Linked DNA regions of Homo sapiens: all the other regions are linked to region 3. A link is a loop called in an ENCODE intact Hi-C map of the cell type or tissue named here. Cell type or tissue: chondrocyte. All regions are shown on one strand. Region 1 has its middle 3.4 kb from the start of ITPRIPL1. Region 2 holds the start of ANKRD36C (ankyrin repeat domain 36C). Region 3 has its middle 3.2 kb from the start of NEURL3. Region 4 holds the start of NCAPH (non-SMC condensin I complex subunit H). Region 5 holds the start of ASTL (astacin like metalloendopeptidase). Region 6 holds the start of SNRNP200 (small nuclear ribonucleoprotein U5 subunit 200).

Region 1 (4,000 bases), 190 kb before region 3:
ATTGATATGCTATTCAGATTTTTTTTCCATTTTGTGGAGAACGGGGTCTTGCTATGTTGCCCAGGCAGGTCTCAAACTCCTGAGTTCAAGCTATTTTCCTACCTCTGCCTCCTTAAGTGTTGGGATTACAGTGTGAGCCACCGTGCCCAGTGCTATTCTTTTTTTTTTCTTTCTTTTTCTTTTTTTTTTTTTTCTGAGACAAAGTCTTGCTCTTTTGCCCAGACTGGAGTGCAGTGGCACAGTCTCAGCTCACTGCAACCTCCGCCTCCTGGGTTCAAGTGATTCTTCTGCCTCAGCCTCCCCAGTAGCTGGGATTACAGGCACCCACCACTACACCCAGCTAATTTTTGTATTTTTAGTAGAGATGGAGTTTCACCATGTTGGCCAGGCTGGTCTTGAACTCCTGAGCTCAGGCAATCTGCCCGCCTCGGCCTCCCATAGTGCTGGGATTACAGGCATGAGCCACCGCACCCGGTCCAGATTTATTAAGCAATAGTGGTGCATTTCATGCACAGGTATCAGCTAGTCTAGTAATAATTCTCCTCCACAAATCATTGGGAAAAAGGCGGCAATTTTGTACTTTTCCTTTATGTTCAGAAGCATCAGCAATATACAACTCAATGTCTACACAGGTCTTTGTTACACAGCATGAGTCACAAAATGTTTGCCACCAGAGCAGGATAAGTTTTTGAGCTTGTAATAGCAAGAAACTGGTTTGAAGAAAATCTTGCAGTTATAAAATAAAGTGATTTTTTTTGAAATGTGTTGTTGAGAGAAGTGATTTGTCATGTAGTTATTTATTGTATCAGTTATTTTGCCTGGTTACCCTGATATCCCACCTCTAACCTCAAAACTAAACATTTTATTTGAGATCTGTTTATTTGCTTCTCTGATTCTTGGCCATATATCTAATTTCTACATCCTCTTGGTCAGGATTTCGTGTGCATCTTAAGCTTGCTTCCGGTAAGTTATCCCCAACTGCCAAACATCTTATACAAAAAGAAGGTACAGTCTCTATCCCACCGCAAACTCTCTCCTATTTCTCATAGCTGGATCATCCTGTCACTCACTCATTTCATAACACTTAGCACTTGCACACCAGGAATTAAGCTAGGTCTAATTTTGGTCTTTGCCCTTAAGGATCCCAGTGTGATGCTGTAAGGACCCAGTGAACACTGTTGAGCCCAGGAGCGAGGTGACTAATCCGTGAGCCAGGTGCTCTAAATATACAGTAAAGGGCCATTTAATTTTTGCACCAACCTTAAAAGAGAAGGACTTTTGTCGTCATGTTTGCCAGATTAGGAAGCTGAGGCTCAGGGAGGTTCGGAACCTTGCCGGACCGAGTTGGCAGGAGGCGAGACGAGGCTCTAAGCCCTGCTCCCAGAGCTCTTTCTCCCCCATCAAGCTGCGTCCACGCGGTTAGGAAGCATCGCTTGGGCCCTGGGGGATGGGCAGCGGCAAAGGAGAGCTTTTTCCTGTCCGCTCGGGGAAGAGCGCCCAGGGGAAAGGGGTTGTGGGTCCCGGCACGCGGCACTACGCTCCCCGTCCCCCGCCTCGTCTTTCTTCGGCTCGGCCCGTGGGGCTTCCGCCGCCCTGGGCTTGCAGCTGGGACTCATTTCCAGATCGGTCGAAGGCAGGTCTTCCTTCTAGGGACCGGTAGCTCAGAGGAAGGACCGGCGGCAACCGCTGCCCTGTCCGAAAGTGCGTCTCCTTTTTCATTCCGAAATGAAATTCGTAGTTGGTTAAAACGGGGCTTGCCAGCACGATTTACAAACAAGACGAGCGCTCGCTGCAATCACATGAGGAGAAAAGGAAAGGACTAATTCATAATGCGGTCACTAGAGCCTCGATGTGCCCAGGGGAGCGCCCGCCGAGCGCCAGCGGGAACAGCGCATCGCGGACGCTGCAGGGAGTGTGGCCCCTCCGCAGGCGCGTGCACAGGCTCGCATTCTGGAGGGCAGCGCATCTCAGCCGTGCGCCCGGTCCTTGCCACCCCAAACTCCGGCAGCGAACAACGCGTCCTGGGGGCGGCCCCGCGGCTGCTCTTGGAGGCGGCGGAAAAGGCGCGTCCGCGGCTTGGGGGACGGAGGCGGGGTCGGGGGCGAAGGGAGGCGGCTCCTGGGGCCCAGAAAGCTGGCGAGGATGAGGAACCTCCCCCCACCTCCACTCCCAGCTCTCCGAACCGTGAAGACACTGCCCCGGCGCAAAGCGTCTCTAGCGGTCCTAGGCGCACCTGTTTCTGTAGAAAACGTGTTTTGTGCTCACGAGGCACACGAGGGAGGGCTTTGGGCACACAGCCCATTCATACGCTGGACACTGCATGTTTATTTTTGTGAAAAGAATACCTCCTTATTGCTAGACACCTGCAATCAATCCCTCCACCCTCAGAAGATCACTGTAAACATTTAGGGATCCACCCTTTGAAACTTTTCCGAGGCATGTGATGCACAGACACACACACATAATGGGAGTAAGCCATAGCATGTTCTTTTTTTTTTTTTTTTCTTTTTTTGAGAAGGAGTTTTATTCTGTTGCCCAGGCTGGAGTGCAGTGGTGCGATCTCAGCTCACTGCAACCTCCACCTCCCGGATTCAAGCGATTCTCCTGCCTCAGCCTCCTGAGTAGCTGGGATCACCGGCATGCACCACCACGCCCAGCTAATTTTTTTTTTTTTTTTTTGTATTTTTAGTAGAGACGGGGTTTCACCGTGCTGGCCAGGCTGGTAGCTGGGATCACAGGCATGCACCGCCACACCCAGCTAATTTTTTTTTTTTTTTTTTTGTATTTTTAGTAGAGACGGGGTTTCACCATGCTGGCCAGGCTGGTCTCGAACTCCTGACCTCAGGTGATCTGCCTGCCTCGGCCTCCCAGAGTGCTGGGATTACAGGCGTGAGCCATCGCGCCTGTCCAGCAACCACTTTTAAAACAAATCCTTAACCATGAACACACATTTTTAAGCATATGGTTTTACAGATGCTGGTGAAAATGGGGAGAAAAGGGAACTCTGATATGCTGTTGGGTAAACTAGCACAGCTGCTATGGAGAATAACATGGAGGTTCCTCAGAAAACTACAAGTAGAACTACTCACATGATCTAGCAATCCCATTACTTAAAATCTATCCAAAGGAAAGGAAATCATTATATCAAAGAGAAATCTGCACCCTCATGTTTATAGCTGCACTATTCAGAATAGCCAATATGGAATTGACCTATGTGTCCAACAATAGATGAATGAATAAGGAAAACGTGGTATATGTACACAATGGAATGCTATTTGGCCATAAAAAAAAATGAAATCCTGTCATTTGCAGCAACTTGGATGGAATTGGAGGATATTAAGTGAAATAAGCCAGGCACAGAAAGATAAACACCACATGTTCTCAGTCACATGTGGAACCTAGAAAAAGTTGATGTAATAGAAGTAAAAGGTAGAACAGAGGATGCTAGAGGCTGGGAAGGGGAGGGGAAGGTGGTGATAGGGAGGGATTTGTTAAAGGATTCAAGATTATAGCCAGATGGGAGGACTAAGTACTAGGGTTTCACACCACTGTAGGTTGACTACAGTTAACAATAATAGACCAGGCATGGTGGCTCATGCCTGTAATCCCAGCACTTTGGGAGGCCAAGGTGGGCAGATTGCTTGAGCTCAGGAGCTCGAGAACATGGTGAAACCCCCACTCTACTAAAATACAAAAAAATTGCCGGGCTTGGTGGTGTGTGCCTGTAATCCCAGCTATTTGGGAGGCTGAGGCAGGAAAACTGCTTGACCCAGGAGGTGGAGGTTGCAGTGAGCTGAGATGGTGCCACTGCACTCCAGCCTGGGTGACAGAGCAAGACTCCGTCACACACACACACAAAATAATAATAGTAATAATATATAGTTTCAAATAGCTAGAGGGAGGATTGAACCTTCCCAACACAAAGAAATGATAAATGTTTGAGATGATGGATATGCTAATTACCCTAATCTGAAATTATACATTGTATGTATGAAACATG
Region 2 (4,000 bases), 520 kb before region 3:
GAAGTTTTGTTTTTGTTTTGCTGCTTGTGAAAATGACCTGGGTGCTCGCCCCTGCCAAGGTTTCCACATCCCAGGTGCGGCTGAGCCTGCCAGGAAAGAAAGTCCAGCCCCTTTGGTGACAGGACTCGCCCCCCTCACCTCTGCACCCCTTTCCGCCACCCCATTCACCCCCACACCTCACCCCCACCTCCAGTCCTCTATCCCATTGAACCCTCACCCCATCTCCCCACCCCACACCCCCTACCCCCCAAGCCTTCATTCCGTCCACCTCAGCCCATTCACACCCCCACCCCATGCACCCCCTACTCCCCACTCCCATCCCCCAACTCACTCCACACCCCGCCACCCCATATACCGCCACTCCCCAGGCCCCGCTCCACTCACTCCCACCCCAGCCAGGCACCCCCTAGCCCCCGTCCATACCCCGAGCCCCGGACCATCCGCCCCGCAGCCCTCAGCCTGGAAAGGGGTACTTCTCCACATCCACAGGCCTCCTCCCGCAGCCCCGGCTCCCGGCCCCCATTACCTTTCCTTCCTGTCTCTCTTATTGATGTCATAACGCGTGAGCAGAACGAACTTCAGTTCCTCCAGATCACGATAGAAGACAGCTCTGTGGATCCCCTTCAGATGATACGGTTTAATGGGGTATTGGGGAAATAAGAAGCCATCCGAGCACAAGCGGTCCCTGAGGGTGGGCCACCTCTTCGGCTCCTTGTCATCCATAATGGTCGGCTGCAAATTGTAGCCTGCAGCCGTATTTCAGCTCGCCTTCGGGGATCGCCGCCTCCGAAGAGCAACAACAGGCAAAGCAGTCTGTCCACGGACCTTCGCACAGACTCTCAGCGCCTCCCGCCTCTCAGCAGAAACGCCCAACAGAAGGGTTAGAACCAGCGAGCACGCGCACCTTAGCCGGCCCTGCCCAACAGGCCCGAGGCAGAGAAACCGCCCTAGCAGCTCTCGCGCGCCCAGTGCAGGCGGCGGTTGCTGCGGAGGTGCCGCGGGAGGGCGGGGCTCCCTGGAGCGCGAGGCGCGCCCTGCCCCAGGGCCTGTTTAACTGTCGCCCGCGCGCTCTTCTCTTCCACAGGCTCCCGACGCTCGGAGCCCCCCGCGCTGGGCCCTCTGCAGCCCAGGGATGGGGTTGAGTGGTGCTTCTCCGCCTAGTGCCACCGCTGGGCCCACAGCCCGACATCGCCACTGCGTCGCCCCCGGGGTCCGCGCTGATGGGTGCGAGGCGGGAGGACGGGATCTGGGGTTGCCACAGCTGCAGCCAGCGCACCACTTGCAGGCGGCACTGCAGCTCGGGCTCCGGCGGGGGCTGGCGGGGCTCCCGTGGGATGGCCTCCTGAGCCCTGAGTGCGCCGCCATCCGGCCGGAGGGTGCGCGCCTCCTGCACCCCCGGCCGAAGCCCATGCCCGGCGCTCCTGCCGCAGACTGCCTGACTTGCCGCGGCCAGGCTGGCCCCGGGGTCCGCGCGGCTGGAGGCGCAGGCCTGGTCGGGGATTCCCAATCCTCGGGGACCCCTGCTCCATGTGCTGGTGGCGGCTGCAGCTGCAGCGCCCGTGGGCTGACGTGGCTTCCCGGAGCTGCGGCCGGCCAGCGCCCAAGGGCCCACAGGCTGCGCTGCCCTTGCCAGCTGCTTCTGACCCGCGCCCGGAGCGCAGGACCTGGCGCTTGGCACTCTGCAGCCACCGGGATGAGGCTGAGCGCCGGTTTTCGGCCTCGTGGCGCCGCTGGGGCCACAGCCTGACTTCACCACCCCGTCGCCCAAGTCCTATGATGGGCAGGTGTGAGGAGGGGCAATCGGGGTTCCCAAGGCTGCTGCCTGCATGCCACTCCGTGAGGAAGTTGAAATACATGGTCTCTAAGATTCCTTCCAGCTCTTCACCTCATGAGACATATAAATCAAGTAACATTCGTTATTGTGATTAGAAAAGCTGCATTTACACACGTTAGCCACTAGATGGGGACGTGCGATTGTTACAATGCTGAAGGTTTCCCGTATTTCTTTATTTTTTATTTGGCCGCTAGAGGGCACGCCTGCACTGCACTTAAAGTTGACTACTTTCAAGGAAAGACAAAGGAATTCTTGGATTTCTCCATTTTCCTCATCACCTGTGCTTATCAGAGAATTCCAGGGGCAAGCTACCCTTTCCAATTCATCACTAACTTATAAACAAAATTCTAAGGAGTAAGGAATGCTTCTTACTTACTTCCTATAACATACGTAAGAATGAACGCTCAAAATAAAAGTAATTTATTTAAAACTTGTGTTGAGTAATTATAACTGCAAAATTTTTGCTCATGTTTTTCATATGCTGTTCATTTGCAAATTATTAGAAATCTACATATTCTGTTCATCTCAGCATTATTTATAACAGGGAAAAATTAGACACTAGCCAAAAATCTAAAAACAGGGAACAGTAAGGAAAAAGCAAATGGTTCTTTAAATCATCATCACTAAAAGTGGTTGTGACTTAAAATAATGACATAAAAGATGCTTCTACGTTGTTGAGTAAAACATCAAGATAAATTTAAAATTCTATTTCGAGCTTAACATATTCATTTAAAAAGAGAAAAGAAATTTTAGAGAGTTTATCTTGTTGGATTATCGGATGTTATTTTTCTCTTTTTAATGCCATATACTTTTCAAATTTTCAGTGGGCTGGTATTACTTTTGTATTTAAAAAAGAAAAATATAAGGAAAAAGAAACCTGTCACACACTTTCTAGTGGATTTTACTGATCAGTCATCTCTGTATTTCTGGCATCAGCAAACTGAGCCAGAAACTCAGTGCCTCCCATTTCTTTCTTTTTTTTTTTTTAGACGGAGTCTTGCTCTGTTGCCCAGGCTAGAGTTCAGTGGCTCAAACTTGGCTCGCTGCAACCTCTGCCTCCCCGGTTCAAGTGATTCTTCTGCCTCAGCCTCCCAATTAGCTGGGATTACAGGTGCCCGCCACCACACCCGGCTAATTTTTGTATTTTAGTAGAAACGGGGTTTCACCATCTTGACCAGGCTGGTCTCGACTCCTGACCTTGTGACCCACTGGCCTCTGCCTCCCAAAGTGCTGGGATTAACAGACCTGAGCCACCGCGCCAGGCCAAGTGCCTCCCATTTCTTGTATTCACCTTTAAAACTCCTGCAATGAAGGACTCCCTCCTCCCTCATCTAACCTATTATGTGTGTGGTGAGTTCTGACTATGATATCATTCCTGATGTGAAACCGAAGTCTCCCTCTTCTAATTCCATCCACTGGTTCAGTTCTGCCTTCTGACAGAGTCCACGCCAGACTTCACATTTCTCCCAATCGTCTTTGTCCTACAAGGGCTTTCTATTCTTCAAGCTAAAGAGATACCAGTGATTCCATTCATTCATTCAGTTAACATTTAGGGGCCACATCTTGTGCTATGTCCTGAGATTTGCCAATGAGCAGAGCTCAGAGTATTGAAAAGACAAACACATACACCAGGCATTTTACTATGCTGTGTTGTGTGCATGACAGGAGCACACAGGGCATGCAGGCACCAGTGAGAAGGGCCATTTACCAGACTTGAGAGGTCAGCAAAGGTACTCTGAGGAAACACCTTCTAAACTGAGAGCTGGAAAGAGTGAGACAGGAAAGCGTAAGAGGTAGCGTTCTGAGGAGGAAATCTCCGAGGTGGGACAGGGATGCGTGTGGAGAGAATGCCCTTCCCATCCCCACTCTTCATGAAGTCTGTACTCTATCAGGGTCTCTCTGCCCTGTGAGCTGCTTGAGGACAAAGACTGTTTTATAAAAATTTTTATTTCCTCCCTCTGTCTTCCTTGAACACCTAGCCCAGTGCCTGGAACATAAGAAACCATAATGAATTTTTGTTGGATGAGTGAAGAGTGCTGAGTAGAGCAGAAATGTCACATGCCTCAGTTTAAATATGGGTCATCAGTTTTCTTTCTTTTTTAACATAGAAGTCAAGACTTGATGATCTCTTACAGCTTCAAGATACCATTAAAGATATAATCATCC
Region 3 (4,000 bases):
CCCCAGATCAAGGCCACAATCAGTGACTGCTCGGCTAAGGGATGGCTAGTGCCAGGTACGTCTCCACCTTAGTGCAGGCTGCCTTGGGTGGTTCCCCAGAGCGCTGCAGCCATGCATCTTGTTAATAAATCACACTCTCATGAGAGGTATGTATGGCATCTTATTAGGGAAGTCAACTCTGAGCCTCAGACTGTCTGGAAAATTACCTGGCAAGCTATGGCCCTCAGGCCACCCAAAGCCAGCAGGCTGGGGTGGTATAGTTGCATCAGTGGGACCTTGGGCCATGAGGCAGCTGGGGGGCAGAGGAGGTCATTCTGAGGAGCTAAAAAACCTGCCTAAAGCCTCCCGTCCAGGGTACAGGCATACCCGCCACACACTCTGTGTTTGTTTATTGAACAAACTGCCAGGGTTCAGGACATGCCACCCCAAAATATGGCACTTTGGCATTTAAGAAAACAGCAGAAGCAGGAAGGCCTCGCTCACCTTCCCTTTGCCCGAATCCCCTGAAGTAGGGCCATGAGGCCATAAGACCCATCCTTACCTCTGAAGACACAGGGACAGAGAGAAGAATCTGAACAGGCTGGCCGACTCTCCCCGGTTTATTACCCCTTCCCCCTTTAGCCAATCACTTCTCCACGATGCCCACTCTTCATGAAACCAACGCATAAAAATACATGTCCCCATTTCTTTGGGTCTTCATTTCCAAAGGCCCCTGTGTCATGTAAAATTTACATGAAATAAATTTGTGTGCTTTTCTCTTGTTGACCTGTCTTTTGTTATAGGTGTCCTAGCCATGAACCGAGCAATGGGTGGGGAAAGATTTTACTTTTGTACTTTTCCTCCCCTGCAGAATGCTACCGTTTTTGTTGTTGTTGTTGTTGTTTTTGAGAGGGAGTCTCGCTCTGTGGCCCAGACTGGAGTGCAGTGGCACGATCTCGGCTCACTGCAACCTCTGCCTCCCAGGTTCAAGCAACTCTCCTGCCTCAGCCTCCCAAGTAGCTGGGACTGTGGCGCTCTCCATGATGCCCAGTTAATTTTTGTATTTTTAGTAGAGATGAGGTTTCACCATGTTGGCCAGGATGGTCTCGATCTACTGACCTCGTGATCCACCCGCCTCGGCCTCCCAAAGTGCTGGGATTACAGGCGTGAGCCACCGCTCCTGGCCCGGAATGCTACCGTTCTAAGTCCAGAACTTACCTGACAGTCCTCATGGCAACTCCTCAAAAAGGTCCTGTTTATTGTAATCATTTCCATTATACACGTGGGGAAACTGAGGCACACGACAGTTACGCAGCTTGTTCAGCTCACTAGGCATGACGTGACAGGCTGGGATTGGCCCAGGTATCGTGGCTGGAGACCGTCTGCCTTGCGCCCCTCCACGGCCACTCGCCGCGGAGACTCCGCCCCTTGGAAGTGCCCCCTAATTAGGAATATCTCCTCCACTGGACTGCGCGGGCACAGAGCAGGAGATTTGTAGATAGGCCTAACTTGCTGCTGAGTGTCAGGTTGAGGCTGCCCCGCAGTAGATGTCACCCGCCAGCCCCGCTGCAAACCTTTGCTCTGAGAGGGGCGGGCCCGTGCCCTCAAGCGCGGGGCGGTCTCCGCTGTGCAGAGACTGAGGCGGCCCCTGCTGGCGGCGGTCAGTACTGCAGGAGGCGCCGAGGGCCCGGGAGCCCCCAAAGCCGGGAGGGGCGCCCCAGAGGGAGGTGAGCGGCGCCGAGGCTCACTATACCGCAGCTCCCACACACCCGTCTCCCAGGGTGGGTGGTAGCCTCACTGGGACCCCTCTGTTGCAGTCGGCCTCTCTTGCCCAGAGCCCCATCACTACACATGTCTTCACGCAGGTTATCTCTCAAGACTCAACCCGCGCTCCGGGAAGAGCCTGGCACACGAGGAAGCCACTGCTGCCCCGCGCCCACTCCAGCGTGCGGCCCAGCGGGACCGGGAGCCCAGCCCAACCTGGGGCACTGTCAGGCAGCCCGGTCCCTCGTGGGCCCTGCCATTAAGGCCCAGGGACGCCTACCTATGACACTTGCCAGCCCTCATCCGTTCCCCGCCGGGCCAAAATCTCAGAGGGCAGGGGCTGCCCTGCCTAGAAACCAGCCCCAGAACATCAGGGCCGCGGGCGCTGTGGGCGGTCGGCCAGGGCGCGCAGGGGCCAAACAGGGCAGCGTTGGGAGCTTTTGCACAAGGCACCCCTCTGCCAGCCTCATGGCCCAGCCATGCCACCCCCGTGAACCAAGTGTGCTGGCCCACAGCAGCGCTCTGCACAACAGCCCCAGCCTGGAAACAAGCGAATGTCCACTGCTGTCCACCTCACACTCAGCTGGGGGAGCTGAACTGCTCAGATCCCCGGGAATGCAGGGCCCATTCCCCGGAGGCCAAGGCCAGTGTCCCACCCACACCCAGTCCAGGCCTATGCTTCCCCGGGTCTGCCGCCTAAGCAGCCCTGTCCCTGATCTCTGTCTCAGAGGCTGCTCCCGGCCCAGCTTCCCACAACCATCAGCAGGACCTAAACTGCCACATATGCGCGCCATGGAATACTGTGCCAATGACAACAAATTACTGCTACCTGCAACGACGAGGATAAACCTCACAGCCGTGAGGCTGATGTAAGGGAAGACCCAAAGAGCACCGCGTGCTGCCATTCATAGGAAGTTCAGGCAAAACCCATCCGTGGTGTTCGAAGCAGGACAAGGCTGCCTTTGGGAGGTAGTGATCGGCAGGGACACGGGAAGCCTCTGGGGAGCTGGAAACGTCCTGCACCTTGATCGTGGTCACACAGGTGTGTAGATGTACAAAAAAACCCTTCCAATCGGACCCTCAAATCATACATAAATTGCGTCTTCGTGTTATGTTGGCTAAGCCCTTCCAGCCCTAACAATGTCGTTCTGGCGGAGCTGGTGAGTCAGGGAGCATCCACGCCGCCTGGGAAGACCGGCTCTGGAGGCTGGAGGGCTTGACCAGCACTGCCACCCGGTGGCCGGCAGCGGAACTGACCACAGGCCTGGTGCCCTGGAGGGAATGGGCCACAAACGCTCCGCCAGGACTGCACCTGTGTCCTAGGCGCCGCCCTCAGCCACCAAGTCGGCCTGCCTCTCGAGCACCCAACAACTCCAACAAGCCCTCTGGACCAATAGCTGCAGCCCCCACGGGGCCTTGGGGGTGGGAGGGAGGAGAGGGAGGCCAGCCTGTAGCACAGTACCAGCCCAGAGTTATTAACAGGTCTGTGCTGTCACTTCCGCTCTGCTGCGGTCCTCCTGGGTCCTGATTCTGCCGAGCGCCTCCACAGCCTTCCTCCCTCCTGGTTCTCCCCGCCAGCAGCCAGCACGGGAGCGCCCACTGGGCATGAATGGGGAGCCTGCCAGAGAGGGGAGCTGGGGGAGAGAGGCACAGCTTCCAGGCCTGGCGTGGCTGCTCATGCCTGTGCGTGAGGGAAGGGTCAAGGGAAAGGTGTGCCCTCTCTTCTTTTGGTTTCTTGTTTTCCTTTTTCCCGTGCCCCCTCACCCCATACACAACTGTCAGGGTGTCTGTCCTGGAAAGACACCTGGTACCTGCCCTGGTGGTGCCTGCCCTGTGTGGGGTGTGTGTATGCGTGTGCATGCGTGTGCATGTGTGCATGCATGTGTGTTCAACAGGAATTGATTTAGTGCCTGCTATGTGCCAAGCACTGTCCCAGTTCTGGGTAACCAGAGATTGAAGGAAACCCAATCCTCATCCTTCAGCCACTTTGTGCATGCCCTGGAATTTAGGTAAGTGCTACAAGAGGGCCAAACTGAGGGCTGGGAAAACCAGCGGTGTCGAGGGGTTGTTATGCCCAGGGAATGGGTGAAGGTTTTGTGGAAGAAGAGTTATTAAAATTGTGCCCTGAAAGGTAAATAGGATTTCAACAGCCAAGAAAGGAATGAAAGGCATTTCAGGGAGAAGGAATACACACACAAAAGCATAGGAAAGGAGACATGATCTGTGCTGTATGGTTGTATCAGGTAGGATTAGGATT
Region 4 (4,000 bases), 170 kb before region 3:
GAGTGTGTGTGTGCAGAGGCCTGGGGGTAGGAGCAGGTGTGATGAGAGGAATCTGAAAAAAGGCCAGGGCAGCTGGAGGGCAGGGAGCAAGGGGAGCAAGGTCCCTGAGGAGGCTGGAGAGGCTGCAGGGGTGGGGAGGCTGGCAGGAAGACCCTTCCAGGACCTTGTAGGACGCTTAGAGGTTCCCAGGGTGGTGGAACCCCTGAAGTGTTATACTTCCGGGAGGAAGTGGTGGGGGACAAGTGGGAGTGACAGCTCAGATTTGGACTCCGCATACACTACTCAGGGCCTGAGGGGGGGCCAGAGCAGGCCAGTGAGAAGGTAATGTGGATGGAAGGAGAAAGGCAGGATTGGCAATTTTTAGGAGGTGAAAATAGCTTGCTTGATGATGGATTGTGTGGGGAGAGAAAGGGAGGGAATCCCCCAGGATGACTCCTGGGTGCTGATTTGGGTTCTTGGGTGGCTGATGGTATCATTTGCTGAGATAAACAGTGTCAACCTGTTTTCTCTAACCCACACAGCCTTACGCTGAAGATTTGAAGGTGGTCACTAGAAGAACAAGTTTATACGAACAACAGATAGGCTTAAAAAGTGGTTTTCAGCCAGGCGCAGTGGCTCATGCCTATAATCCTAACACTTTGAGAGGCCAAGGCGGGTGGATCACCTGAGGTCAGGAGTTCGAGACCAGCCTGACCAACATGGTGAAACCCCATCTCTACTAAAAATACAAAAATTAGCTGGGTGTGGTGGTGGGCGCCTGTAATCCCAGCTATTCAGGAGGCTGAGGCAGGAGAATCGCTTGAACTTGGGAGGTGGAGGTTGCAGTGAGCTGAGATCGTGCCATTGCACTCCAGCCTGGGCAACAAAGCAAGACTCTGTCTCAAAAAAAAAAAAAAAAAAAGTGGTTTTCAACAAAGGGTGGCACTTTTTGATTGCCAAAATGAGCGACAGCACTGATGGCATTTAGTGGGCAAATGATGTTACGGGGGCTTAAGAGCCCACAAAGAGGGCAAACATCCTATCATGCCAAGGATTGTTTCACCCTGAATGCCAACAGTGCCCTTGAAGAGAAACACTGTAAAAGATGCCAGATATGAGAGTTACAAGAAATTCTAGGATGTGCTGGGGATATTCCAGGGAATCACCCTGGCCTTTACTCCCATAATTCAATCCTTAGGGTTAGATGAAACTGAGGGGACAGATGGCATTTTATGCTTATTTCGCTTTTTCGACCTTTATTTATTTTTTGAAGGGTGGGGGGTGTTCACAGGAAGCTATTCACAAGAATCTGAATAAAACGATGGCCTTCATCTTACACTATATTAAATGTACATTTTGTACTATATTTAATGTATACATAGCATTTCTGCATCAGTTCTTCCCCACCTGGACCGCTCCTCATTCCCACGTAGGCTCCCGCTCCCCTCCGTCCCTCTTCCCGGAGGTTTTCAGCGTTTTGCTGCCCACACAGCACAGATCTCTAAGGGAAATAAACCTCGTTTTCTCGATCATCTGCCTCCCCATTATAAAGTAAATTCCACGGGCTGAGCGCGGTGGCTCACGCCTGTAATCCCAGCACTTCGGGAGGCCGAGGTGGGCGGATCACCTGAGGTCAGGAGTTCGAGACCAGCCTGGCCAACATGGTGAAACCCCGTCTCTACTAAAAACACAAAAATTGGCCAGGCGTGGTGGCAGGCGCCTGTAATCCCAGCTACTCGGGAGGCTGAGGCAGGAGAATCGCTTTAACCCAGGAGGCGGAGGTTGCAGTGAGCCAAGATCGCGCCACTGCACTCCAGTCTGGGGGACAAGAGCTAGACTTCGTCCCAAAAAAAAAAAAAAAAGAAAGTAAATTCCACGAAAGACGGGCCTTGCTCACCCTGCTCGACGCTGGGTTCCCAAGCCCAGTCCTGCACCTAGTCCTCGAAGGAGGGGGTTTTCATACTATTTCAGGGGGTCCACCGACCCCAAGAAGCCCAATCAGACGGGGTCCTCAACCCAAAACTCACTCTGACGCCGCCCGCGGAGGCCCGAGGTGGTCTGCGCAGGCGCGCTGCTGGCCCGGCCCGCCGGCGACGTCACGCGGCCGTTACGGCGCTCAGGCGTCTCGACGCGCGCGATTTAAAACCAGCTCAGGAGACGCCAAGGAAAGATGGGACCTCCCGGCCCAGGTGAGCCGGGCGGTCGGGAGGCGCGGCGGGAAGGGCCCCTAGCGAAGCAGTACTTCGGGCGGGCAGGGCTGGCGGGCTGGCCTGGGCGGGGAGAGAGGATATGCTCAGCTCGGGTCTTGGCCCTGCGGCTGACAGCAGAGGCCGGTGCGGGGGGAGGGGAGGGCCGGCGCGGGGCGGGCGGACCTTGTGCGCTCAGCCAATCAGAAAGCGGCTTCGGCCGGAGTCGGAGAGCGCGCGGGCCCTGCCTCACACTCCTCAGTTCCCGGGCGGGCGGTGGGGCGGCCTCCTCCTTGGGCTCCTAAAGCGTGCTCGGTGTCTCTCCATTAAAATGGTGGTTTTCCTGGAATAGACGTTATTTTCAGGGCTTTGGAAGCGATGTGGTTACCGTTGTATGCTTAGCATGCATGCATTTATTTTTGCATCTATTCAAAAGTACTGAGCTCTCCCGTTGGGCGAACAAAATTGATAATATCTCTATACTGTTGGAGTTGGGGAGACAGACAGTAAACAAAAGAAATAATTACACATGAGGCTGAGTGCTGTGATTGAGTATAGCAGAGTAGGGGTGGCTCCGCCAGGGGTTCAGGGAAGATCTTTAGGCAGATACTAGGGAACGTGTTTCAGGCAGAAGGAGCAAGTACAAAAATGAGGCAGGGAAGAGCCTGGCCTGGCCTAGGACCTGACCAGAACATTGTGACCAAGCTTAGTGAGGCCTGACACGTAGGCAGGGTCTGGAGGCCTTGGGTAAGAGATTTGGAAATTGAGTTACATTTTGGACATGGTATGTGTGACTTACGGGAGAGACTCAGGTGAAGGGATCTATAATCACTTAGGTGAGAATTTGGCTCTCAGGGGAGTTATATGGACCACTCAGGGAAGTGACCCATGGATTGAGAAATAAATTTGGATACCATTATCATATAGACCATTAGACCATAAAACCATGGGAACAGGTGAGAACACTAGGAAGGCCCTGCACATCTAGGACCAACGTTTAGAAGCTGGATAGAGAAGGATGAGCTGGAAAAACTCAAAAGACAGTGGTATAGGAAGAAGCCAAGAGTGTTTCAACAAGGAAGGGACTGTCAGCTGTTTCAAATGCTGCTGGATTCCAAGAGAAAGGCCAGAAAATGACCATAGGGTTTAGGCAACATGGAAGTTATAGATGATCACGAAAAGATAGTTCTCATGAAGTTGGAATAGGAACCAGACCAGAGTGGGTTGAAAAATGAGTGGGAAATGAGGAAGTAGACATAGGAAGTGTCTTTGAGCTCAGTAACCATCGGTTGAATGAATGGATGCATAATATCAAAGGCAAGGAGAGAAACCACGGAAAGAAGATTTGGAGAATTAAAGCATGCCTCTAATTCCAAGTTTAGTTTCTCTCTTAGACAAGGTTCTCCTTAAGTGCTTCCTATTTCTGTTAAGGTATCCTCTCCAAAGGTCCAGGTTCCTTCCTTAGCCTGTAGCCTACTGTGCTCACATCCAAATACTGTCCTCATAAGTCCTCTTGATTCAGTTTCTAAAAATGTCTCTTGCCTCCTCCCTTCCTATTTTTACTTTGTTGTTTTTTGTTTTTTGTTTTTTTTGAGACGGAGTCTCGCTCTATCGCCCAGGCTGGAGTGCAGTGGTGCAATCTCGGCCCACTGCAAGCTCCGCCTCCTGGGTTCACGCTATTCTCCTGCCTCAGCCTCCCGAGTAGCTGGGACTACAGGCTCCTGCCACCACGCCCAGCTAATTTTTTGTATTTTAGTAGGAACGGGGTTTCACCGTGTTAGTCAGGGTGGTCTCGATCTCCTGACCTTGTGATCTGCCCGCCTCAGCCTCCCAAA
Region 5 (4,000 bases), 370 kb before region 3:
TGAGCCTGACTTTTGTTTTTTGTTTTTTGTGAGATGCTCTGTCGCCCAGGCTGGAGTGCAGTGGCGCAATCTCAGCTCACTGCAAGCTCCGCCTCCCAGGTTCATGCCATTCTCCTGCCTCAGCCTCCTGAGTAGCTGGGACTACAGGCGCCCGCCACCACGCCCGGCTAATTTTTGTATTTTTGGTGGGGACGGGGTTTCACTGTGTTAGCCAGGATGGTCTCGATCTCCTGACCTCATGATCTGCCCGCCTCAGCCTCCCAAAGTGCTGGGACTACAGGCGAGAGCCACCGCACCCAGCTGAGCTTCAGACTTCTTAATCACACCTGCAGACAGTCCTGCACAGGGTGGCTGACAATCTCAGACTGCGACTAACCGCTTAGCTCCACGCCCAGGCCCTTTAAGAGCTTGGTTTTTCTTATAAAAGTAACAATCCACTAAGAAAGATACAAAAAGAAAGAGTAGACTTAAGCAATTGCCCATAGAATTTCCACCCATTCACACCTGTAGTCCCAGCTGCTCGGGAGGCAGAGGCAGGAAGATCACTTAAGGCCAGGAGTTCAAGACCAGCCGGGGCAATATAGCAACACCACTCCATCTCTTAAAAACCACTTAGAGCCCAGAGTAAGCTGGTCCATTTCCTCCCAGGCTCTGCATTTCTGAGTGTTCGGTGTGGTTTTCACACTACATAACGTCGTGCCCCTCCAGGCCGTGAGAAGATGTAGTGCCCTCACCTTGGTTAATTGCAGGAATGTCCTTGTCCCCGGAGGCCTGGGTTCCCTCAGGGGTGAGGCCATCTGGGAAGCTGGTACCACAGGCTCCTGCGCAGCTGGAGGCCAGGGGCGCTCCTAGGATCACACCTGGTCCAGACAGACAGGGGCATACACAGATGCCTGGAGCACCCACCGGTGAGACCAGACAGCAGGACATGGGGTGGGTGTGGGGGATCAGACGGTAAGACTCAGTCCCTAGGAAGAGTAGGCTCCAGCACAAAGCCAAGGAGCCTTCCCAGCCTCCCTGCTCAACCCCAACTGGTGCCAAGGTCTAGATGACCTCAGGGAAGGAGCTCCCTTAGGGGGACCAAAAGGGACCATGTGCCCCACCTATGAGGTAGAGGAGGGGCAGGAAGGAAGGAGGCAGGACAGACCTCGGGTTCTGACGCCCGTGACGGGCAGGGCCAGCCTCAGACCCCACCTTATGACTCTCTCTCAGCCCAGGCTCTTGGACAATGGGCTCAGCCTGGATGACTCCCTGCCTGACCAGGCTGGAGTGGGGACTTACAGCCTACCCCCACCCCAAGACAAGTAGGCCTGGGGCACAACACTTATCTTCTGCCAGGCAGGCCCTCTGCTTCCAGGGCCTTCAGGAGGCCTCCCCTTGGCCCCCCAGGAGCTGACTTCTAGAATAACCCTGGAGAGCTCTGTGCTCTGAGCTACTGAGCTCAGCTACAATCCCTGCAGGCTCCAGCCACAACCTTCTAGCCTCTCCCCAGCTTTCTCCAGGCTGGAGCCAGCAGCAGGAGGGACAGGCAGCCAGCTTACCTGGCAAGGAGAGCAGACCCAGCACCCAAGGCCAGAGACCCCCTACACCCTCCATGGTAGAGCCCTGCTGCCCCTTCAGCAAACAAGACCAAGCCCCAGCAAGACACAGTAACCTAATTGCAGAACCGGCACCACCACCCCCTCTTAAATAGCAGCTGCTCCACCTCCCACCTTGCTCCCCTCAACCGCCTCCACCTGCAGCCCCGCCCCAACCACCTCCACCTGCAGCCCCGCCCCAACCATCTCCACCTGCAGCCCCGCCCCAACCACCTCCACCTGCAGCCCCGCCCCAACCAGCTCCACCTGCAGCCCCGCCCCAACCAGCTCTACCGGCAGCGCCACCCAAACCAGGTCTACTGGCAGCCCCTCCGATGCCTACCTGTGGTTCCCACCCCAGCCCAGTCCCCTTCCTGGCTGTAGCAGGTGAAAGACAGGAGGGGCCCGCTTGGGAGTGTGGCTCTTCTGAGGTTCCTTCCTGCCTCCAGGGGGCAGAGAAACATCGCAGAAAGTTGCTCCAGGCCTAGCTGAGGCCCCAGCCCAGGTATAGACCTATTCCTCCAGCGAGGGAGACCCCCTTTCCTACCCCGGCCTGTGCTTAGACATGGGGAAAGCTGCCTGAGACCCTGGGGCGCCCCCCGTGTATCTCCGGAAGGAGGAAAAGGTCACTGCACTTTCACAAGCTTTTATTTTAGTACACATATAGAAAAGTTCACTATCACAAGCACAGGGCTCCAGGAAATTTCACAAACTGAACAGTGTGCAGCACCCTAGAAAGCCTGCCATGTGGGAAAGGTGGAACCCCCAGATGCCCAGAGCCTCGCAGGGAGTCCACCCCCTAATCCCACAGCAGCTGGCATGATCAGTCAGTATTTATTCCCATTTCACAGATTTGGAAATTTAAACTCCTTACCTATATCCCCCCTCCTCCATACCCCTGAGCCCCAGAGCCAGGTCACTCAGGGCCCCACCTGGATTGAAATCCCAGAGGCGGAGCATGTCAGCGCTGGGCAGCATTTGGGGACACCCCCACAGTCACCTGCACCCAGTGAAGGGAAGCGACAGAGCCAAGAAGAATAGCTATTGTCCACAAGGACCTTTCAGCATTCCCACTGTGCCTGGAATCCAGAGCTTCTCCAAAGATAGGAATCAGAATCACAGGGAGACCATGATGGAGGCAGACGCCCTGCTGCCAGGGCAGGGTATTGACAGATGTCAGGATACACACCATGGATATGCTAGTTAGCTTGTTGTGGTCATCATTTCACAAGGTATGCATATGTCAAAACATCACGTTGTATACTTAAACATATACTACTTTTATTTGTCGATTATGCCTCAGTAAACCTAGAAAAAATAAGTAAAATAAAGAATAGGACCCATCAAAAAACAAATGCACAAGGCTGACCACTTAAGATGAGTGTTCAGGAGGGCGCGGTGGCTCACGCCTATAATCCCAGCACTTTGGGAGGCCAAGGCAGGTGGATCACGAGGTCAGGAATTCAAGACCAGACTGGCCACCATGGTGAAACCCCATCTCTACTAAAAGAATACAAAAATTAGCTGGGCACGGTGGCGGGCACCTGTAATCCCACCTACTCGGGAGGCTGAGGCAGGTGAATCACTTGAACCCAGAGGTGGAGTTTGCAATGAGCCAAAATCGCGCCACTGCACTCTAGCCCGGGGGACAGAGTGAGACTCCATCTCAAAAAAAAAGATGAATGTTCAGTAAAAAAAAATAAAGTAGACCGGGCGCAGTGGCTCATGCCTGTAATCCCAGCATTTTGGGAGGCCAAGGCAGGCAGATTACTTGAGGTCAGGAGTTCGAGACCAGCCTAGCCAACACGGTGAAACCCCATCTCTACTAAAAATACAAAAATTAGCCAGAAATCCCTTGAACTCAGGAGGCAGAGGTTGCAGTGAGCCAAGATTGTGCCACTGCACTCCAGCCTGGGCAACAGAGTGAGACTCTGTCTCAAAAAACAAAAGAATTAAAATAATGATAAGAAATAATCACCCTGCTTGGGGAGAGAAACAGAGTCTTTATTAGGACATGCAGTTGGTCTGAGGATATTTTGCTGAGCGAAACAAGCCAGTCACAAAAAGACAAATCCTGCATGCTTCTACCTCCAAGAGGTGTCTAGAGTAGCCCAGTGCACAGGGACGGAAAGTGGAACGGAGCTCACAAGGGGCTGGGGACTGGGGAGGGGAGTTATCATTTAATAGGTATAGGATTTCAGGTTCGCAAGATGAAAAAGCTCTGGATATCTGTGCACAACGATGTGAATACACTTTACTAAACACTTGATAATGGTAAAGATGACCAATTTTATGTTGCATTTTTTACCACAATTAAAAGTTTAAAAATTTAATAAATAGGAAAGAAGGAAAGGAGGAAAAGAGAGAGAAAGAGAAGGGCAGTTTGCTAGATGACAAGCTATAAAAAGCACGGGGAAGGAAGG
Region 6 (4,000 bases), 200 kb before region 3:
GTTCAAGACCAACCTGGCCAACATGGAGAAACCCTGTATCTACTAAATATACAAAAATTAGCCGGGCACAGTGGCGAGCGCCTGTAATCCCAGCTACTCAGGAGGCTGAGGCAGGAGAATCGCTTGAACCCGGGAGGTGGAGGTTGCCGTGAGAGAGATCACGCCACTGCACTCCAGCCTGGGTGACAGAGTGAGATTCCGTCTCAAAAAAAAAAAAAAAAAAAGTACAACCCTTCATACATTGTATGAGACTATTATATAATAGGATTTTGACTAGTTTTTCACCTCTCCAATGCATTTTCCCTTTCTAGCTAGAGAACCAAGCTCTAACAGAATCTACTGCCGTTGACTATCAACAAAGTATAACAAAACTGGAAAAGAAGATATAGCACAAAGTGGAGATAATGTATTAACTCATTTCAAACATAACTACTTTAATCAAACTAAGCCTAGGAATTTTGGAAACTTCATCATAGGAAAGGGAGCAAGACACCAAGATATTCAGGATCAAAAGATAATGATGAGGTAAAGGTAAGTTTTTGAAACATATCCCCAAGAAATCTTAAAAAAAAAAAATAAAGGAAAAAAATGCAAACTAAGAAAGAAACCTGTCTTTCATACTATGGATGCTTAAATTAGTTTGTTACAACAAAATAGGTAGAACGTGGACAAGAGTAAATGGAAAAAGTAGGGGTAGGAAGTTAGTAATGGGAAAAAAGGAAAACGAATTACTGGGACATAGGAATAGCAAGGGTCTTGAAAATACCCTGAAGAAAATTAAGATCTGTCTATGGACCAGAAACACACATGTAAGAAAAAGGTACCAACAAGTTATTTTCCACTTGAGATGCACTTGTTAAGGCCAAAAAATCTTTAAACTCTCCTGGTCTGTTTTTACCTTCACTGAATTGTTTTAATGCCACTGATCTTACACCAAGCATTCCAGCAAAAATGCTGCTCGAATGTTAAAGGGAAGAGACTTTGGATCTGAAGGAAAAAATAGTATCCCCTTGGCACTCACTTGGCTCTTCTTTCCTCCTGCATCTGCGGTTTGGTCCGTTGAGCCTTGTCTCCCATACGGGTGCCCTCCAGCTTCCCAACAAGGGACAGCACCTCTCCTGTGGGTTCATCCCGGCGGGTCCGGTCAATGAGAGAACGGTCAGCTTGGAGCACAAGATTCGAGTTCTGAAAAGATCAAAACATTATTGAAGCTTTGACATGAGCAGGGCCAATTCCTACTATCATAGTTACCCCAGCTGATGGAAAAAATCGTAGTAACTAGTTGCTTATCATCACTAATCGTAATAAAAATATATTTTCCTTAAGAATTGCATAGTATAACGCTGTGCAGAAGCGTACAGCTGAATAAGTCTTATGCGCTGTCGAATCAGCTAAACAATTCTTGTTCCTAACAGCGCCCATCATAACCCACACCTGTGAAAAGTAGTGAGTGGGTTGGGAGTGACGTGTGGAAGGGGGAGGGCTTAGCGTTGAAGGTACTCGAGAAACTCCTCCTAGAGAGATCTTAGCGCTCCCCAGACCCCAGTAGGTTATTCACGTCATCGTATAACCCCCACCTTCACCCCGATTCCATTTCCCCTTCGTTTTCGTGGCTCTCCTGTAGGCCTTCAGACTGAAACTCCCTTTTTCAGCCTCCCCCTCCCCATTGGACTCCTGAGCCTGGAATCCTTCCCCAAGACCAAACGCACCGCCTTGTACTCGTATTGCAGACTACGGGCGGTTACATCCGCCATGGCCGCGGCTGCTCGGAGGCTTCAGACCACCACGCCTCCCTACCGCAAGCTGCAAACGGCCGCAGATCTCTGCTCCCGCCGCGCCGGAACGACGCAGGAAAGACGCACTGGGGAAGGAAAAGAAACGGGTTCCCTTCCGCTTCCGGGTCGCGCCCCAGAAGTGCGGGGCGGGGCGTGTCTGGGGCGTGTCCCTGCCGTGTGCGCGCGGCTTTCCGCACCCTTCTGAGCGGGATATGTGGGCCTGGTGCGTCTGGGTCCCCGAATCCCTAGACCCCCGCACTCTGGTTCTGGCCGCCCGCTGGCACTAAGGACCCAGGGCCCGTGCTCTCCCCGACCTCAGTCTCCAGCCCCCGGCACCCCTCACATCATAACGAATGCACGGCTGCTTAGCCCCTGTCCTGTCCCAAGACCTTTCCTTCCGGTTCCTTCCTCTTTGGCAACAGTCCCATGAGGTAGGCAGGAAAAGAGGGGCCGAAAACCCCATTTCCGTTTGAGGTAACTAAAGTACCCAGCGAGCAAGGTGACTTGCGCGTGTGTCTGTGTTTGTGTGTTTTAATGATTGGCGCCTTGCTTTGGGTTTCTCTTCTGTGTTCAACAATTGAAAAAGAAAGCTACTATCCCCCACCAATCCCACCTAAACCTGTGCCCCCAAGACCCTCGTTTTCACCCAGCTGAACGAACAGGGCCGGGGCCCCCATTTGCTCCCACTTGTCGGTAACATTCTATGGTAGGGCCCTCCCTGCCGCCCAGGGAAACCGGTGAAGGCAGGGCCAAATCCTTGGTGACTATGACTTAATTTCTTCCCCAGCTACAAAGTCTTCTCTGTCCCACATTCCCCACCACTTCTCGCCAGTAGAATGGCGCCTTATGGCTGAAGGTGACCTCCCTCCTCACTTAGAGCATGTTTGCTTTTGAGAAGATGAATGAACAGGAGGATGGGTGTTAAGCCAAAGGAATTCATCCTCAATAGCAGTCCCCTAGACCAGATTTGTTCTGTAGTGGTATCGTGTTTGGCTCACTGTTGGCTCCTTCTTTAAAAATTGGGATAATTTCATGCAAACTCTGGCTCTCCCCCATCAGTTGAGATACTAGAAAATCAGCCACATGACACCCACACTGCTGCATGGCATGACCTGCTGCTGGTCAGCAGCTGCCAAGGTCAGAGAATAGGCAAGTCCTTCCCACTGCTCCTGTTTTCTCATGCCTGCCCATCTCCTTATTTTTACTTGCCCAGCCCCTGTAGGCATGGAGTTTGCTGCTTTGGTGGGTGTTTGTTTTTTTTTTAATAACTCGTCTTCCCAAGGGACAGTCGAGTCCTCATGGCTCTGCTCCTCAGTGGCTGTGTGACTTTGAAGTAGCTAGCTACCTGGCCTCTCGGTGAGCACCATTTTCCTCATCCTTAAAATTGAGGCAATTGGCTGGACACGCTGGCTCACGCCTGTAATCCCAGCACTCTGGGAGGCCAAGGCAGGCGGATCACTTGAGGTCAGGAGTTTGAGACCAGCCTGGCCCACATGGTGAAACCCTGTCACTACTAAAAATACAAAAATTAGCCAGGCGTGGTAGTGGGTGCCTGTAATCCCAGCTACTCAGGAGGCTGAGGCAGGAGAATCACTTGAACCTGGGAGGTGGAGGTTGCAGTGAGCCGAGATCAAACTCTGCACTCCAGCCTGGATGACAGAGTGAGACTCTTTGTCTTAAAAAAAAAAAAATTGAGGCAATAAAACCTTCCTCCCATTGTGATTAAATGGGATAGTGTGTTTAAAAGCACCTAGCAAAGTGCCTGACTCAAGGTGGGGTTCACTGAAAGTTATTGAAATCTGAATCCTTAAGGCTGACTTTTATTCCATGATCAGGCTGTGGCCCACCCACCTGACACGAAAGGGTCTCAAAGGTATTTCGGAGATTCCACTCTGTTTCTGTAGAAGTAGCATTCATGTTCACAGATGCAGCTGGGCTGTGGGCAAACCTGTGAAGCAAGAAAAAAAGGAAACTTTCCCCATCTTTTCTTTTCCTCTCTAATCAGGCTCTACCAAATGTAAATCCTGCATTTAGTCATTCAGATGGACTTATAAGTTTCCATAGTATGTTAGACCTGGTAGGAGCCTTAGAGATGGAGTAGTCTGGTTCCCTTATTTTCCACAAGAGGAGACTGCAGCCCTGGAACAATCGTCACACTAAAATGTAAATAAGGAAGAAAATAATTATGATTTTGAAAAGAAAACAACAGGCTGGGTGTGGTGGCT

The links. Hi-C counts contacts between places; a loop is a spot of excess contacts. Peaks named below come from ENCODE experiments on the same cell type or tissue, not always from the same donor. Only the 100,000 strongest peaks of a DNase experiment are listed, where the experiment ranks them.
Region 1: a loop joins it to region 3, with 2.7 times the contacts of the local background. A loop is called at or near these places in 10 of 110 quality-filtered maps.
Region 2: it touches region 3 in a loop (11-fold over the local background); 8 of 110 quality-filtered maps call a loop at or near these places.
Region 4: a loop joins it to region 3, with 3 times the contacts of the local background. A loop is called at or near these places in 11 of 110 quality-filtered maps.
Region 5: it touches region 3 in a loop (7-fold over the local background); 50 of 110 quality-filtered maps call a loop at or near these places.
Region 6: it touches region 3 in a loop (3-fold over the local background); 54 of 110 quality-filtered maps call a loop at or near these places.

The regions. Positions count from the first base shown.
Region 1 is chr2:96,319,876-96,323,875 of GRCh38, forward strand. No RefSeq gene overlaps it. Among named protein-coding and RNA genes, the nearest start is that of ITPRIPL1, 3.4 kb to the right of the region's middle. RefSeq lists an enhancer at 950-1,059 and a silencer at 2,010-2,269. In chondrocyte, no CTCF peak of the experiment used is centred here; a DNase peak (open chromatin) is centred at 1,982.
Region 2 is chr2:95,990,986-95,994,985 of GRCh38, forward strand. It overlaps ANKRD36C (ankyrin repeat domain 36C), which reads right to left and starts at 839. Exons shown (of 88, transcript NM_001393982.1): 1 at 527-839. The coding sequence starts at 723. RefSeq lists silencers at 976-1,025, 1,056-1,115, 1,476-1,655. In chondrocyte, a CTCF peak has its summit at 2,036 (motif pointing right); no DNase peak of the experiment used is centred here.
Region 3 is chr2:96,506,597-96,510,596 of GRCh38, forward strand. It overlaps a transcript of NEURL3 not described here. Among named protein-coding and RNA genes, the nearest start is that of NEURL3, 3.2 kb to the left of the region's middle. RefSeq lists a silencer at 1,520-1,859. In chondrocyte, CTCF peaks have their summits at 1,651 (motif pointing left), 1,905, 2,987 (motif pointing left) and 3,225; no DNase peak of the experiment used is centred here.
Region 4 is chr2:96,333,681-96,337,680 of GRCh38, forward strand. NCAPH (non-SMC condensin I complex subunit H) reads left to right here and starts at 2,086. Exons shown (of 18, transcript NM_015341.5): 1 at 2,086-2,168. The coding sequence starts at 2,150. RefSeq lists enhancers at 1,559-2,400, 2,401-3,242 and a silencer at 2,161-2,480. In chondrocyte, no CTCF peak of the experiment used is centred here; DNase peaks (open chromatin) are centred at 2,146 and 2,321.
Region 5 is chr2:96,136,841-96,140,840 of GRCh38, forward strand. It overlaps ASTL (astacin like metalloendopeptidase), which reads right to left and starts at 1,662. Exons shown (of 9, transcript NM_001002036.4): 1 at 1,542-1,662; 2 at 735-860. The coding sequence starts at 1,596. RefSeq lists an enhancer at 1,517-1,586 and a silencer at 2,477-2,566. In chondrocyte, CTCF peaks have their summits at 2,028 (motif pointing right) and 2,234; DNase peaks (open chromatin) are centred at 881 and 1,901.
Region 6 is chr2:96,303,684-96,307,683 of GRCh38, forward strand. It overlaps SNRNP200 (small nuclear ribonucleoprotein U5 subunit 200), which reads right to left and starts at 1,863. Exons shown (of 45, transcript NM_014014.5): 1 at 1,710-1,863; 2 at 1,022-1,185. The coding sequence starts at 1,754. RefSeq lists enhancers at 1,728-2,022, 2,272-2,351, 2,944-3,572. In chondrocyte, no CTCF peak of the experiment used is centred here; a DNase peak (open chromatin) is centred at 1,988.